Regions from separate parts of the Homo sapiens genome. Here region 2 is linked to region 1. Evidence: chromatin loops called from intact Hi-C (ENCODE). Cell type or tissue: gastrocnemius medialis. All regions are shown on one strand.

Region 1 (8,000 bases):
AATATTATGAGGTTTCATTGTTTAAAATCAAGAGTGTATTATTTACTGTTTTACAGTATTATTTAATATCCAACTGGTCTCCAATCTCTATTACATAGGGACTGTGCAGAGCCTGTAAAAGTGTATGAATGTGTATCTTCCATAATCCACATTATATTTTTGGTAAGCTGGAATCACTACCTCTGATCACGTATCAGGCTAATGATGGAGAAAGCATTGGATTTAAGTTCAGGGCTAAGAACTGGTTTGTTTAAAAGTTTAAATTGTGGCCAGGCACGGTGGCTCATGCCTGTAATCCCAGCACTTTGGGAGGCCGAGGTGGGCAGATCATGAGGTCAGGAGTTCGAAACTAGCCTGGCCAACATAGTGAAACCCTATCTCTACCAAAAATACAAAAATTAGCCAGGTGTGGTGGCACGCACCTGTAGTCCCAGCTACTTGGGAGGCTGAGGCAGAAGAATTGCTTGAACCCGGGAGGCGGAGGTTGCAGTGAGCTGAAACGGCACCATTGGCGTCCGGCCTGGGTGACAGAGCAAGACTCTGTCTCAAAAAAAAAAAAAAAAAAGTTTAAATTGTTTGAAAGGGCATTTGTCTTCTTTAATGAATGATGATCTCACAATTCAGTTGACTTTGACCTAATATTTAAGAGTATAAATATATTTTCTTTGAAAAGGCTGAGTGGTGCCCTCAAACACTTGCTAAAACTGCCTAGGGCAGGATTCATTAGGGCTTGCAGGACAATGTCACCTAAATTGCTGAATGTACTCATTGTAATGTGATATCTGACAGAGGGGGTGCAGTGTTTCTGGGTCATTTTGGACCAACTGCAATGGTTGTTTCAGATGCTGGTTCCTGCACACTACTCTCAATCTACTGAAGCACATCTGGTTTTTTGTTTTGCCTTGCTTTTAGTTTTTAAAGTTTCCCCCAGTGATTCCAATGCACCTGAAAAATTGAGAACCACAGGCTCAGTGGTAGGTCAGGGTTTCCCACACTAGGCTGCACAGCATTATCACCTGGGAACATTAAAAAATACAGACATTCTCAATTCTTTTAGTGTAATTAGCTATGATGTGGATCCCATGTATTTTTTAAAGAGCTCCCCAGATAATTCTGATGTCAGGAGCCACCGGTATAGACTATCTAGTGAGTTGTATTATAAACAATAAAATACTTTAAAAGCTACCCAGTAACTTTTGGGATTAATTTTATGAAATAAATTCTGAACTGCTGTTTTTGATATAGTCAGACTTAAGACTGAAACCTAGCAGGCAGGCAATAGATATAGAATTCTAGTTAATTGAAATTTTGTGACCTGTATAAAAATAAATCATGTTTATTGAACGGATGGCAAGGTACATATACTTTCAGAATTGTATTAAGTTTTGAAGACTTTTTAAAAAAATGTCAAAATGTATATATATTAGTATCCACTATCTTAAGGTCGATTATAAACCAGAAGTACTGTTATCTTGGTGATTAAAATCTATAACTTTAGCTGTATTTCAATAACAAAAACATATCTTACTAGACTGAGTGTGGTATCTCATGTATGTAATCCCAGTGCTTTAGGAGGCTGAGGTGGGAGGACTCATTGAGCCCAGGAGTTCGAGGCTGCAGTGAGCTATAATTGCACCACTGCACTCCAGCCCAGATGACAGAGTGAGACCCTGTCTCTAAAAAAAACAAACAACATATCTTACTGACTAAACCTGAATGGAACTCATAATTAGTCTTTCTGTATTTTTCCACAAAATAGCGAATTGGTACTTGGGAGACTTCTGTTTTTTTGTTGTTGTTGTTGTTGAAAAAACTGCCTTTGTTCTGAAATTATATCACCTGTGTTCTGAACTAAGATGATGGGAGTTCATTTTGTATTTACTTTGCAGTAAGTATCATGTAAATACGCAAACGTTGAATGTAATATAGATTGTGATCGCAGTGGTTTTTTGGGTGATACAGTTTATAAATATACCAATTATACACCCTCATACATTTGTCTGATTTTGAATTTGTAAAATGAGGACTACTGTTTACACATTTAATACAAAAAAAGGTCTCCGGAAAAAAAAAAAAGATGAATACTCTAAGAAAACCTTGTTTTAACATAGGGGACTAAATTTTAGTTTTGTATTAGTGTACTTTTGATCTCAAAGCTTAATTTTTAGAAAACCCTATAAATAATTCCCTTCCAATTTTTGCCAACTTGATCACATACAAAATTCTTTTTTTTTGAGACAGGGTCTTGCTGTGTCACCCAGGCTGGAGTGCAATGGCGCAGTTGCGGCTCACTGCAGCCTCTGCCTCCCGGGTTCAAGTGATTCTCCTGCCTCAGCCTCCCGAGTAGCTGGGATTACAGGCATGCACCACCACACCCAGCTAATTTTTTTATTTTTAGCAGAGACGTGGTTCTGCCATGTTGGCCAGGCTGGTCTCGAACTCCTGACCTCAAGTGATCCGTCCACCTCGGCCTCCCAAAGTGCTGGGATTACAAGTGTGAGCCACCTCGCCTGGCCTACAAAATTCTTTTCATAGGATTCATCTCCTACACACCTACAACTTGCTCAGATCTCTTAGAACTTGCTCAAATCTTGTACAACTTGCTTAAACCTTCAGTTTTGTTCTATACTTCCTTCTTTTTCATATTGGAACAACCAATCATTCTACTTTATGACAAAAATTTACTTTCCTTTTTCCCTTATCATTTTGACAACACAAATTCTTCCTCATACAAAAAAAAAATTACTTTTTCTCTTTTCAACTTTTTTTTAAGCCAAACATACGTTTTCATACTTGTAACTTTCTTGACATCCCTCTTACTGGTTCCTCCCTACCTCATTTCTATTTCCTTCCAAAATCCTTATTTTGAAACAACTTTTAAATAACCTCCAAATTAGACAAAATTATTCTTTTTAAGAAAAAAGTATCCTTCTATTTTTTCCTCACCAAAACACATCTTACTTTCTTTAGTTTGCATACAGAATTCCTTTATAGTAGTTTTATTATTGGAATTTTTAATCCTTAGCAATTGTGAATCAGTATTCTATAAATTAAGTTTCATAATTTCTAGAAATATGCACTTTCTCAAAGTACAATTTTTCATATTAACAGACCAAAATATATTTATTTTTCCATAGCTTTTCTTTAAATAGACTAAAATATATTCAGTCTTTATTTTATCTTATTTTTTGAGACAGAGTCTTGCTCTGTCACCCAGGCTGGAGTGCAGTGGCGCGATCTCACTGCAACCTCCACCTCCTGGGTTCAAGCAATTCTCCTGCCTCAGCCTCTGAGTAGCTGGGATTACAGAAGCCCACCACCGCGCCCAGCAAATTTTTGTATTTTTAGTAGAGACGGGGTTTCACCATGTTGTCCAGGCTGATCTGGAACTCCTGACCTCGTGATCCGCCCACCTCGGCCTCCCAAAGTGCTGGGATTACAGGCATGAGCCACTGCACCCAGCCATATTTAGTCTTTCTATAAAATTTAAGAAGCCAAAAATAAATTTAAAGTTACGTTCAAATTAATGTTTCAGTATTCTAACTTAATTGGAAATGACTCAGACAGTTCATGAATATTACTTAATCATAACAGGACTTTAAGTTACGGTAAAAGGTTTTCAAAACTGAAAAGTTCATTTATCAATTTGTATACCATTTACATACACCTAATTTACTCATTTTTAACAATTATGCTTGAGTTGTTCATTAAGCAAAGCTAGCCATCACCTCAAGTTATTTTTCAAAAAAATCAGGAAACTATAAGTATTACAGAAGCAAAAAGATTAATAGGTTAAACATGGTTCTTCCACTCTGCTTTTTTTCCCTTTCCTATTGGGACGGGTTAGTTCTCTTGAACTCCTTCGTGGGCGGAAACTGGAGTAGCTCATTCCACTCAGCCCGCACTGGCTACTCTTGGCAGGAGGGAGCGTGCAAGCGAGTGAGTGCAGGAACCAGAGCAAATGAATCCTGGGACCGACTGGTCACTCTTCTCTGGTGGGAGCAGGCTCTTGTGGGCCCTGCAGCAGCGTCCAAGCATGTTACGACCAATGCTCTTTCAGTTCTGCCATCCGGGGATGGCCAAGTGCCAACCAGGTCAGTGGAGGGTCAGGGTGGCAAACCCTGCCCTCTCAGAACCTGGGTTCATGTCCGATGAACTGTTAGAAAGGTGATGAATGCAGACTTTATTGAGCGGTGGGTGGCTCTCAGCAGAAAGGGAGGCTGGAAAGGGGATGGGAGGGTGATCTTTCCCTGAAGCCCGGCCGTCTCTGGCTGGGCTCCTCTCCGAAGCCGCACCGCCTGAAGTTAGCCGTGTCTATCCATAGTCTCTGACGCGCACTGCTTCTCTGCTCACCACTCAGCTGCTTGTATCCTTGACATTCAGCCACTTGTGTTGCTCTGCCAGCTGAAGTCTTTCATCGGCAAAGGATAGGGGCAGGGCAGGCCAAAAACGGCAACATTTGGCTGGAAAAAAACGGGGTCAGCTGTTTTCACTTAGGGCCAAGGTTCCAGGCTTATGGGTTGGGTTTAGCCAGGAGCCCAGCCCTTCTGTATCACCATGACTGATAGGTATCAAGATTTTTTTTTTTTTCATGTATTTTGCTCTTTGGTTGGCTTTATAGCTTTATTATACATCTAAGAGGTAATAAGCTTGTTTGACTAGTAAATTTAGGGGAAAAATATGCTTGCTTTATAATTAATGACTTTAAACACTTTTTCTTTAAGCCAATTAAATAGAGCTCTTTTATATATTTTGGTATGAAAATATCAGATACACATAACACATAGATATACAAACATACACACAGAAAGAAGCAGATCTTATTGCTTTCATTAAGATTCATTTGCCCGGTCGGGCGCGGTGGCTCACTCCTGTAATCCCAGCACTTTGGGAGTCCGAGGTGGGCGGAACACGAGGTCAGGAGATCGAGACTATCCTGGCTAATACTGTGAAACCCCGTCTTTACTAAAAATACAAAAACAATTAGCCGGGCATGGTGGCCGGCACCTGTAGTCCCAGCTACTGGGGAGGCTGAGGCAGGACAATGGGGTGAACCAACCCGGGAGGCAGAGCTTGCAGTGAGCCAAGATCACGCCACCGCACTCCAGCCTGGGCGACTGAGCAAGACTCCATCTCAGAAAAAAAAAAAGATGGACAGGAAAAGCAACTTAAACAAAGGTAAACGTTGATATGCAAGCTTTTAAGCCAGTGCCTTTCTCATTGTAAAAGTTTCTAATGGTTTAGGTGCAGAGAGGGAGATAGCCTTACAAATGGAGATTTCCTTTACAGATATAAATTTCTCTTAGAAAGAATTTCAAAATCCTGTTCCTTACTTAGATCATTGCCTTCAGGGCAGAGCTTTTTAACAAACAGGGCAAAAACTAACCAGTAGAAACTTACCAGAGCTGTCTTCGGAGGCCTGTCAGTCTTGGTGGTTAACATAGAGATGATCAGAGGTAGGCAGCTTGTTTTTAAGGGCTTCTCTCAAGTTCTTTGGGAGCAGTCCCTTTTTCAATGTTTTGATCATTTGCACAAATGACAACTAGTTTTTCGAAACCGCAGTTTTAGGGGTTGCTTATTGGAATGCCCTGGGGCAGGCCCACAAGTCATTCTAGGTTGTTGGTTGCCATAGAGCTGAAATACTTTGGAAATAGCTTTCCTAAGGTCATTTGCAATCTTTCAGGGTTTGTCTGACCCGTAAATGGACCAGGTGGGGCTTGTCAGGTCACTAATATAACTCTTAGGAAAATACCATTCTGCCTCTTTCATCTATTTTTGGGCTTTCCAGATCCCACCAACATGTAAATTAGTTGGTGTAGATCAGGTATCCCGGCATCTTTTGTTTTTTTTTTTTTTTTTTTGAGACAGAGTCTTGCTCTGTCGCCCAGGATGGAGTGCAGTGGCGCCATCTTGGCTCACTGCAAGCTCTGCCTCCCGGGTTCACGCCATTCTCCTGCCTCAGCCTCCTGAGTTGCTGGGACTACAGGCGCCCGCCACCACACCCGGCTTTTTTTTTTTTTTTTTTTTTTGTATTTTTAGTACAGACGGGTTTCACCATGTTAGCCAGGATGGTCTCGATCTCCTGACCTCGTGATCCACCCGCCTCGGCCTCCCAAAGTGCTGGGATTACAGGCTTGAGCCCCGCGCCCGGCCCCCATCCCGGGATCTTAAGTTATAATTAAGACTGTGAATTCTGGCTGGGCATGGTGGCTCACGCCTGTAATCTCAGCACTTTGGGAGGCTGAGGTGGGCAAATCATTTGAGGTCAGGAGTTCGAGACTAGCTTGGTCTAAATGGCAAAACCCTGTCTCTACTAAAAGTACAAAAATTGGCCGGGCATGGTGGTGGGTGCCTGTAATCCCAGCTACTTAGGAGGTTGAGTCAGGAGAATTGCTTGAACCTGGGAGGCGGAGGTTGCCGTGAGCCGAGACTGCGCCACTGCACTCTAGCCTGAGTGACAAGAGCAAGACTACGTCTCAAAAAAAAAAAAAACACACTGTGAATTCTTCAGATTAAAGGTCTTCCCTGGGTTTGCAAAATTTTTAACCTATGGCCCTGAGCTGTTTTTATCCAGGCAATGTAAATCACTCCAGGATTGTCTCCTGAATTTTCAGATGGTTTTATGCTACAAGGAAACTGTTTAACTGTTTTTTTTTTTTTTTTTTTTTTTTTTTTTTTTCACAGAAGAAGGGCAATTCAGACAGAGTATTAATAGACTAAATATTCAGGCAAAGTAGGATAGAGAGGAGCAGTAGGAGTTACATCAGTTTTACCATCCTTGGTGTGGGGGATATCTTCCATTTCTAGCCTTTCATTAGCTCTTTGCAATGAAGCTTTTAAAAAGGCTATTTTGGAATCCTGGGCAGGTAACCAAGCAAAAATGTCAGCAGATTCTAAGTAGGCAGGGGAGGACAGAGAGAAAGAGAGCTTAGAAGCCTCTACATGCTAATCAATTATATACATCCCATTCAGACTTTAACCCTATAGCTACAGTCTGCTAATTTAGTTCTAAGAATAAAAAGAGGTTGGGCGTGGTGGCTCACGCCTGTAATCCCAGCAGTTTGGGAGGCTGAGGCGAGTGGATCACGAGGTCAGGAGTTCGAGACCAGCCTGGCCAACATGGTGAAACTCCGTCTCTACTAAAGATGCAAATCAGCCAGGCGTGGTGGTGCGCGCCTGTAATCCTAGCTACTCGGGAAGCTGAGGCAGGAGAATTGCTTGAACCCGGGAGGCAGAGGTTGCAGTGAGCCGAGATTGCACCATTGCACTCCAGCCTGGGAGACAGGGCGAGACTCCCTCTCAAAAAATAAAAATAAAAAAAATAAAAGAATAAAAACAACCTTGGGAGGCTTGAACAGTCCACATAAAGACCACTGGAACTCCAAATGGTCCTTGGTATAATCTTTTTTTGTTTTTGTTTTTTTTGAGATGGAGTTTCACTCTTGTTGCCCAGGCTGGAGTGCAATGGTGTGACCTTGGCTCACTGCAACCTCTGCCTCCTGGGTTCAAGTGATTCTCCTGCCTCAGCCTCCCGAGTACCTGGGATTACAGGTGTGCACCACCATGTTGGGCTAATTTTGTATTTTTAGTAGAGACAGGGTTTCACCATGTTGGTCAGGCTGGTCTCAAACTCTTAACCTCAAGTGATCCACCTGTCTCGGCCTCCCACAGTGCTGGGATTACAGGCGTGAACCACCGTGCCTGGCCAAGTCTTTGGTATAATCTGCCCATAGGTTTAAAAACGTGCACAAGAATGGACCATAATGTTTGAATACATAGCTGTCTGGAGTCCCTAAAGGGGGACTATATTTGCATGCATTAGAACTTGGGGTGTCCATTATGTTTCTTATTAATCTTTCTAGATCAAAATCCAGAATACCAAAGACAGCCAAAAGAAAGAAAGATTTAGACATAACAGTCAGTATGCTAGTCACAAATAAGGTGCAACCCACATTTCTGTCTAGCCATATTCTTGGCAACTCCCAACCTTTTGGTTGGTT
Region 2 (8,000 bases), 130 kb after region 1:
GCACTCACTTATAATTTGCAAAAGGAAAGCCTTCCGCTAAAAGGTTTTTACTGTGTGTGTGTTGGGGGTGACTGGGTGGAACTGATAATTTTCCATTTTTTTCATGCTAATCTTTCACTTCCAATGCTGAAAATACAAGGAAAGTACAAAAGACAGGCCGTGGGGACAAACTAACGTTCGCCACCAAGCACCCTCCAACCACTAGCCCAGCCTCCCCGAGTTGTTCTTGTTCATTCTTAAGGTGGTCTGATTTCTAAGCTCATCTCTATCCAACTTCCACACCTTGGCTCAGCCACCCTGACACGACCCTCTCTGGCATTCTAGATGTCAGTTTCGTAGTTTCCTATGCTAGAATTCAGCTTTTCCTAGAGATGTTGGCTTTAGCAAGAAATTGGCTTTAGCTCTAGTCCTGAAAACCTGGAACCCATAGTCATTCAACTGATACCAACACCCTCTACCCCCACCCCCGACCACCACAGTGGGAGTGAAGCAGGCAGGTGTAATTCTTCCCCCGTAGATTGTGCTAGCATGAGGAACAGATGCCTCATCAGGCTCACCCTATTGCATTCTGCTTGGTATTCATTGCCACAGAGGTTTTATAGCCTGATGTCTGTGGCCTAAATATAATGCAGAGGCATAGGGTGAGGCAGAGGAGTCCCTGGCAGCCCGTGCCAGAGAGTTCCCTTCCATCACTACCTTTCCAGTAGAACAGTGGAGCAATTACTTATGTCTGGGGTCTTAAATGAGTAAGGGGAGGTCTGTAAGACCAAGCTGGTGATTCTTCCTGGGTCTCGCCACATGAGAGGATAAGAAAAGGGAGGAAACTATACTGACCACCAGAAGGTGTTTGAAAGTGTCTGCTGGTATATCAGACATGATTGTAATCAGGAAACAGCGTGGCCTGGTGCCAGGTTTTCCAAAGTGTGTTTGTGGAAGAATAGTTCTATGTGGTTTATTATTCTAGGACTAAGGCCAAAATAAAGGTCCCACTATTACATAATAAGTTCAGGGGATGTAGAGCTGGACAGGTTTCTTTACTGCAGGACTTCTCAGAGCCTTTAATATATGAACATACATTGTGAATCTCTCAGAAAGAGCTGACCACTATTTCCCAAAGAGCCTAGCAAGGGGCCCTTTTGAAGTAAAGCATCTCAAGAACTATTGTTCCTAACTGCCTAATGCTGGCCCAGTGGAGCCTTGGGTTTAGAAGTCAGACAACAGGAGTTTGAACTCTTAGTCATTAATTCCCCTGTACCTCAGTTTCCTCATAAGAAAACAGTGATAATAATGCATATCTTACTGACTTGTACTGAGGACTGAGTGGTGGGAAAAAACTAGCTTGAACAAAGACCAACTGTTTTTAGCTGATGAGTTAGGAGGGGCCATGCATGGGTGGGAACCCACTGTGTTTGTTCAAGTCTCTTTCTTCAGAATGCTTTGTCTGGGGCTTCCCAAAGACTAAACCCTTTGGGTACCTACAGGTTCTGGTATAATTTAAGAGTCGCAAAGCAATGGGCTCTTTTCCCTTGAGAGGTCTAAGATCGGAAAGAATGCTATACCAGTAATCATAATAGTAGCTAAAATCACTACTATTTATTAAGGGACTACTATTTACCCAGCATAGTGGGTGCTTTATATTTCTATTATTTCAGTTCACTGTCACAGCAAACTTTCAAGGTAGTATCGTCATCACCATGTTACAGATGAACAAAACTGAGACTCAAATAACACACTCCCTGGCGTAGCTGATTAGTGGCAGAACTGAAGACTCGCTCTGTTTAATCATTAAAGAACAAAAATGTCTGCCCACTAAAAGGCTATGCCTTGGTTTCAGGATCCAATCTGATCAGTTCGCATACGAACTAAATCACTAAAGAGAATTTTGAACACTGTAAGGAATTCTGGTTCCATTCTTACAGATAGCTAGAAACCTCTAAGACGACAAGACGCCAAGGGAACTAAAGGAAGATTTCTAAATATGAAGGTGTGCAGTGGAGTTTGGAGAATACTCCCTGAGGGGACCTAGAAGGGTTTCTCAAAGGACCCCTTCCCTCATTTTCTGGCTCTCAATCCAAGTGACTGTGGAGATTTTCCAAATATCAAGTTCATTTGAAATAGGCCACAATCCTTCAGATTGCCAAGTCATCTGTACGTCTTCTTCAACTGATGGCAACTGATTTACAACCAGCATTTTTGAGAACAATCATTCCGAGAAATTGCAAAGCAGTAAGATATACTCCAAGGAGTACACATTCCCTGTTCCATTGCCACACGATATATGTTTATGATGTAGACTTCTGCTTGCCCCAAATGCCTAAGAATAAACAAACATATTACCTGTTTCTTCTGCTTGGCCAATGTAGAGGTTTTTCCTCACCCCAGGTGTTTCAAAGGAAATGAAGACGAGAAAAAAACCTTCTCTCTGGGGAAATGCAGAGGGCTGAAAGAAAAGAGGTACAATTTCAGCCCTCTCTGAAGCACCCCACACAAACACACACACACACACACACACACACACACACACACACACACCCCACTCTGCAGAGAGAGCTCTTGCTTAAATAAATAAACAAACATATATACACAAAGAAATAACTAGAACAGGGCCAGGCTGCTTTGCCTTTCAGCCGGGAAGGCAAGCCCAGAGCCACGAATCTGGGAGACAATGCACTGGCCGTGAGCACAGCTCTCTGCCCCAGCCCTGCTCTGTTCCTGGCCTGGAGATGCACTCAAGTAATGGGCTGCAAAGTCAGCGGCCACGTGACTGCTTCCAAAGGGACCAGGCTCCGCATGGGCAGGACCACGCTATTGTGTGCATAATCTGCCATCAATACAAAATAGAAAAGAGAATTTCAGTAAATAAGAGCAGAAAAGCACTCTTTAGGTAAACTGAGGATAATTTTTAGAAAACGTTACATTAACCTGGTACAATTAAGAGAAGTGGAAAAACTAAACATTTTTCCTTGGTTCTAGAAAGGTGTGGGTTTGAGGGAGCAGCCACTGGGTCATAAGACATTTATACTCCACCAGCTGTTCAGTAGCTCCTTATTGGAGAACCTACCTGTGAAGGGAGAATGACCTCCCTTCATCAGCAGAAAGGGAAAGGAAAGTTGGCCTGTAATCTTGCTGAGTTTAGGGGAGGAGAAAGACATACTTGAAAATTCAAAGTGCCCATGGCAGTAATGGATGCCAGCAGCCACAGTTCTGCTATGTTCGAGGCAATCTAGTGGTGGTCTTCTTGTTCACAGAGTCTTATACTGATCGCGGCCGCGCTGCCAGCAGTTTCCCTGGCAAACTCTTCCTAGCTGGTGACACAGCATACGTGTTTTCAAGCTTACTGGTCTTAGGCTTTGCCAGCTAAAATTTACAGGACTCCAGCCATAAACATTTCATAACCCCACCCAAGCTGCTCTTTAGCTCGATTCCTTTCTGCAATTGAGAGCCACGGGAGATCTAGTAAAGTGGTTACCTAGTTTGCCATTTAATCGGATGGAGTTACTTGAAAAATAACTGGCAAGGTGGCTCTGGGCTTCTGTCCTATTAGTATATTAACATCACCAGAGGGCCTCATTATGAGGCAATACGACCACTCAGGTTTCCATGGTGGGGACGCCAAGAGTAGGACCTGATGAGGCTGCTACACAAATTGTAAATGATAGCATAATTACTCAGGCTCCAAAAAAAATAGTGGACAATGTAGCTATACAGCTGGCTCTCCCAACCAAATGCCTATTCAATCCTCAGCCATTAAATTATGGCTATGTCTAGATACAGTTGTTCCAATGTCACCTCCTCTGTGTGAAGCCTTTCCTGAATCACCAAAGGGGAATTAGTCACTCTGTCTTCTGGCTCTCAAAGCCATGTGTGCGTCCAATTATAGAGCTGCTCAAAGTGTGCTGTAATTTGCCCTTTTACATGTGAAATCCTAAAGGGAAAGGATCTGTTTCATTCCTCTTGGCATCCCCAGTTGTGTGTGTGTTTTCTTATTTTTAAGACAGAGTCTCACTCTGTCACCCAGGCTGTGTAGTGGTGCATTCTGGGCTCACTGCAACCTCTGCCTGCCAGGCTTAAGCGATTCTCCTGCCTCAGCCTCCCGAGGAGCTGGGATTACAGGTGTACACCACCACACCCAGCTAATTTTTGTATTTTTAGTACAGACGAGGTTTCACCATGTTGGCCATGCTAGTGTCAAACTCCTAGCCTCAGGTGATCTGCCTTGACCTCCCAAAGTGCTGGGATTACAGGTGTGAGCCACTGCGACTGGCCACACCCTCAGTTTTAAACCTACTCATTACTGAATGCAAAAGAGGTACTCACCAAATATTTGTTTAACCACAGAAAGAAAGGAAAGCAGGGAAAAAAAACTCATGATTTAGGTTGTTATTTTAATGGCCAGCTCCTGGACCACGAATTGGATTGGCTGTGCCCTTTATGTGATTTGTTGAAAACTCAGAATTTGCTTTGAATGAATAACTTCATTGTATTTTTCCATTGTAGAAAGAACACTGAAATGTTACTGTGAGCACCAAAGGGGTCTTATGGTCAGCCTCCAACTGTTAAATGAACCAACACTGATGTAAGTGAATAAATCACAATAATGATAATATCTATTGAGCACTGACCATGTTCTAGGTACTTTTAAATTTTACATATGTTAATCTTATTTAATCCACACACCATCCTCTGAGGTATATACTATTACGATCCCTCTTCACCCATTAGGAATTGTGGCCTAAAGTCAAACAGCAAATGAGGGGTGGAACTGGGAGTTGAACCCGGGCACTTTGGCTCTAGAACCCCTGCTTATTATAATCATTACACTCTACTGCCTCAGTCAGCACCTTGTGTGTTTGCAAAATTCAAGCTTCAGCCTCTTCTCAAATGCTCTCTGGCTTTCCTACAGCTGACCAGGGATGTGTTCTCCCAGCCTGAAAAAAGAAAAAATGATGGGCAGAGTGATGTTAACAGTTTTAAACCTCCTATGTGGCAAGCACCTCCTATGTAGCAGGTGCTACTGAGGGACAGAGACACAAATGGCAGAGAAAAAAAAATACACATGATTGGATATTGAAATATACATACTAGGTTCTTAAAACAGTGCCAGGCACATAATAAATATCTATTACATGAATAAATGAAAGCAATATGGTATGATAAAATATCTAATAAAACAGGTACGAGACACTCCAGGGGCGCAGAGAAAGAGCCCTATCTCAGAAAGGGGGATGACGGAAGGCTTCCTAGAAGTGATGCACGGGCCGAGACCTGATGACTGACTAGGCATCAGCCAGAGGAAAAGAGGTGGGAAGAGGGGGTTCTCATAGCTATGCATATTCTACAGTACTTAACTAGGGTGTGAAATGGGAGAGGGGAACTAGAAATCAAAATGAACTTCTTTCCTAATGATAATGCTGCAATTACATAAAGGTGCCCGGATGTTAAGATTGAAAAATGGCTGCCCTCTCCACCTCTTCAGGCTGGACTTAATCTCTCTTGATTGCCTTCCCTTCCTTTCTCACTTCCCCACTGCTGTACTTTCTTTGCTCCTGCCTTCCAAATAAACTTGCTCTCAAATGTTTATCTCAGGCTCTGCTTCTGAGGGATCCCAACCCAGGACATTTAGTTAGTCCATGGCAATAGCAAACTATGGAAAGACAGAGGGGAATGGAGAAGCCTGGCTACCTCTCAAGGGAGAGAGGGATTTGTAGGCAAGCCTCTCCTATTTCACAAGCTTCCTGGAGCTGGCCACAGTTCCAATTTCTGCCAAGGCAAAGTAGTTCTAATGGGCAGCTCCCATTATTGATCATGACATACCCTGAGGAGTATGCTAGAATTGAGGTGAAGCAGCTGGACTGGAGAGGAGACTAAGAAAACAGCGGCATGTGCAGATCTATTTGATGGTGGGTACTTAAGGTGTCTGCTTGTGGCTCCTGATACCTCGAAGCCCCGTAGCACCAAAGGGGGGAAGCTCAGACAGGGCTGGCCTCCCAGCTCTTCTGACTCTGAGCTAGCCTCCTGATGCTGGGGCCACTGGCAAGCAATCACACCCAATCACCACTTCCTAACCCCTAGTAGTCTCCAAAACTGGGGTAGCTTCCCCACAGCACATGCACAGAGATCTGCTGGAGAGCAGAAAGCAAAACATCAGAACTCATATTTTTATCTATTTTCTTATTCTTGTTAACTTTTCTATTTCCATGTATATTTGATCATGTACACAATAAATGAGTTCAGCAGTATTAGCTGTAAATAAATAAATATGCTTGGTCCATTCTCACGAAACTTACTGTGAGGGGTCCATGATGAAAAAAGTTCAAAAAGGCTGGGGGCAGTGGCTCATACCTGTAATCCCAGCACTTTGGGAGGCTGAGCAAGGAGGATTGCTTGAGCTGATGAGCTGGAGACCAGCCTGGGCAACATAGCAAGACCTCTCTACTAAAAAAAAAAAAAAAATTAGCTGGGTGTGGTGGGACATGCCTGTTCTCACAGCTACTTGGGAGGCTGAGGCAGGAGGATCACTTGAGCCTGCAAGATCGAGGCTGCAGTAAGCCATGATAGAGCCACTATACTCCAGCCTAGGCAACAGAGGAAGACCTTGTCTCAAAAGAAAAAAAAAATCGAAGGACTCTAATTTAAAGATCCTGCTCCCTTGTGAAGAGAAGAAAGGAATACCAAGTAATTTTTCACTTAAATAGAGAAAGGATCAAGCATATTTTCAAGGGTGAATTCTGGGTACTGAAAAATCACATTAACTAGGAGAAAAGAGAGGCCAGATCTGGCAAGTCATTAGGAAGTCATTAAAAGAAATTAAAAGTGGGTTATGAGTCACTATCAGATGGAAGAAATTCATAAAAGTCAGTGCTTGCCAGATGTTTCTATTGGGGTCACCTGGTGAGCAGCCACAATGACAGGCTAAAACAGCCATCACGTTTTAAGGTGGGGAAATTCAGCTTTCGAAAGGCTCCATCTTAGATACAAAAGTTGAGCTTTCCTTGGTTGTGATTTAATAAATAGATTAATAGATATCAGAATTTTAATTCGGACCACTGCTTAATCTAACCCTAGCTTGGTCCTCGATGGCTTGAGTTTAAAGAAATTCCTTAAATTAACCCTGAATGTTCATAAATCAAATCAAAAAGCTTCACAGAAGGTTCTGGTCTGGGTAAGATGGAAAAGGGACATTTTACCCACTCTACTCTTTCTCTCTCATGGGACAAAGCTATAAAACCTGGACAGAATCCATGAAACAGCTATTTGAGGACTGTGGCAGACAGACTCTAAGCTGCCCCCAATGATCCCTTCCTCCTGGTCAATTCACACCACTGTGTTCATCCCTTCTCTTCAGCATAGGCTGGACCCAGAAACTTGCTTCTAATCAATTGAGCATGGCAATGGTATTGGGATGTCACTTCTATGACTAGGTTATAAAAGACTGTGATTTTCTGTCTTGCTAGCAGACCCTATTATCTTCACAGCTTTTGTGCTTTCAATGAAGTAAGCTGCCATGTGGGAGAAGCCCAAGTGGCAAAGGACTGGGGGAAGTCTCTAGCCAAAAGCCAGCAAGGAACTAAGGCCCTCAGTCAAACAGACCATGAGGAACTGACTCTTGTCAACAACCATACGGGCTTGGAAGTGGATCCCTCCCCAGTCAAACCTTCAGATGACAGCAGCCCAGTCAACACATTGTGTGCAGCAGCTCACGACAGATGCTGACGTAGAGGGCCCAGGTAAGCCACGCCTGGGTTTCTGCCCCACAGAAACTGTAAGATCATAAACATGTGTTGTTTTAAGCCACTAGATTTTTTGGTAATCTGTCCCACAGCAATAAACAAGTAACATGAGGACTCTGAAAAGTAAATAACAGACGGCAGATGAAGGAAACAGATCAGAGTTTGAAGTACCACTGAACTGACAGTGAGTTTACCTTTTGTTCCCTCCAGTTCCTCCAGGCCAGATTCAAGGAAGCAGAAATTAAAATTAAAACCATGAGATACCACTAT

What was found. A loop is a pair of places that touch in the nucleus more often than their neighbours do. Peaks named below come from ENCODE experiments on the same cell type or tissue, not always from the same donor. Only the 100,000 strongest peaks of a DNase experiment are listed, where the experiment ranks them.
Region 2: it touches region 1 in a loop (8-fold over the local background); 2 of 110 quality-filtered maps call a loop at or near these places.

Annotation. Positions count from the first base shown.
Region 1 is chrX:18,829,573-18,837,572 of GRCh38, reverse strand. LOC124905254 (a long non-coding RNA gene) reads right to left here and starts at 5,448. Exons shown (of 2, transcript XR_007068404.1): 1 at 5,401-5,448; 2 at 1,826-4,463. It also overlaps the pseudogene BLOC1S6P1. RefSeq lists an enhancer at 3,635-4,558. In gastrocnemius medialis, no CTCF peak of the experiment used is centred here; DNase peaks (open chromatin) are centred at 3,992 and 4,382; H3K4me3 peaks cover 1,002 bases; H3K27ac peaks cover 2,577 bases.
Region 2 is chrX:18,694,773-18,702,772 of GRCh38, reverse strand. It overlaps a transcript of PPEF1 not described here. Among named protein-coding and RNA genes, the nearest start is that of PPEF1-AS1, 6.1 kb to the right of the region's middle. In gastrocnemius medialis, no CTCF peak of the experiment used is centred here; DNase peaks (open chromatin) are centred at 3,290 and 3,607; H3K27ac peaks cover 600 bases.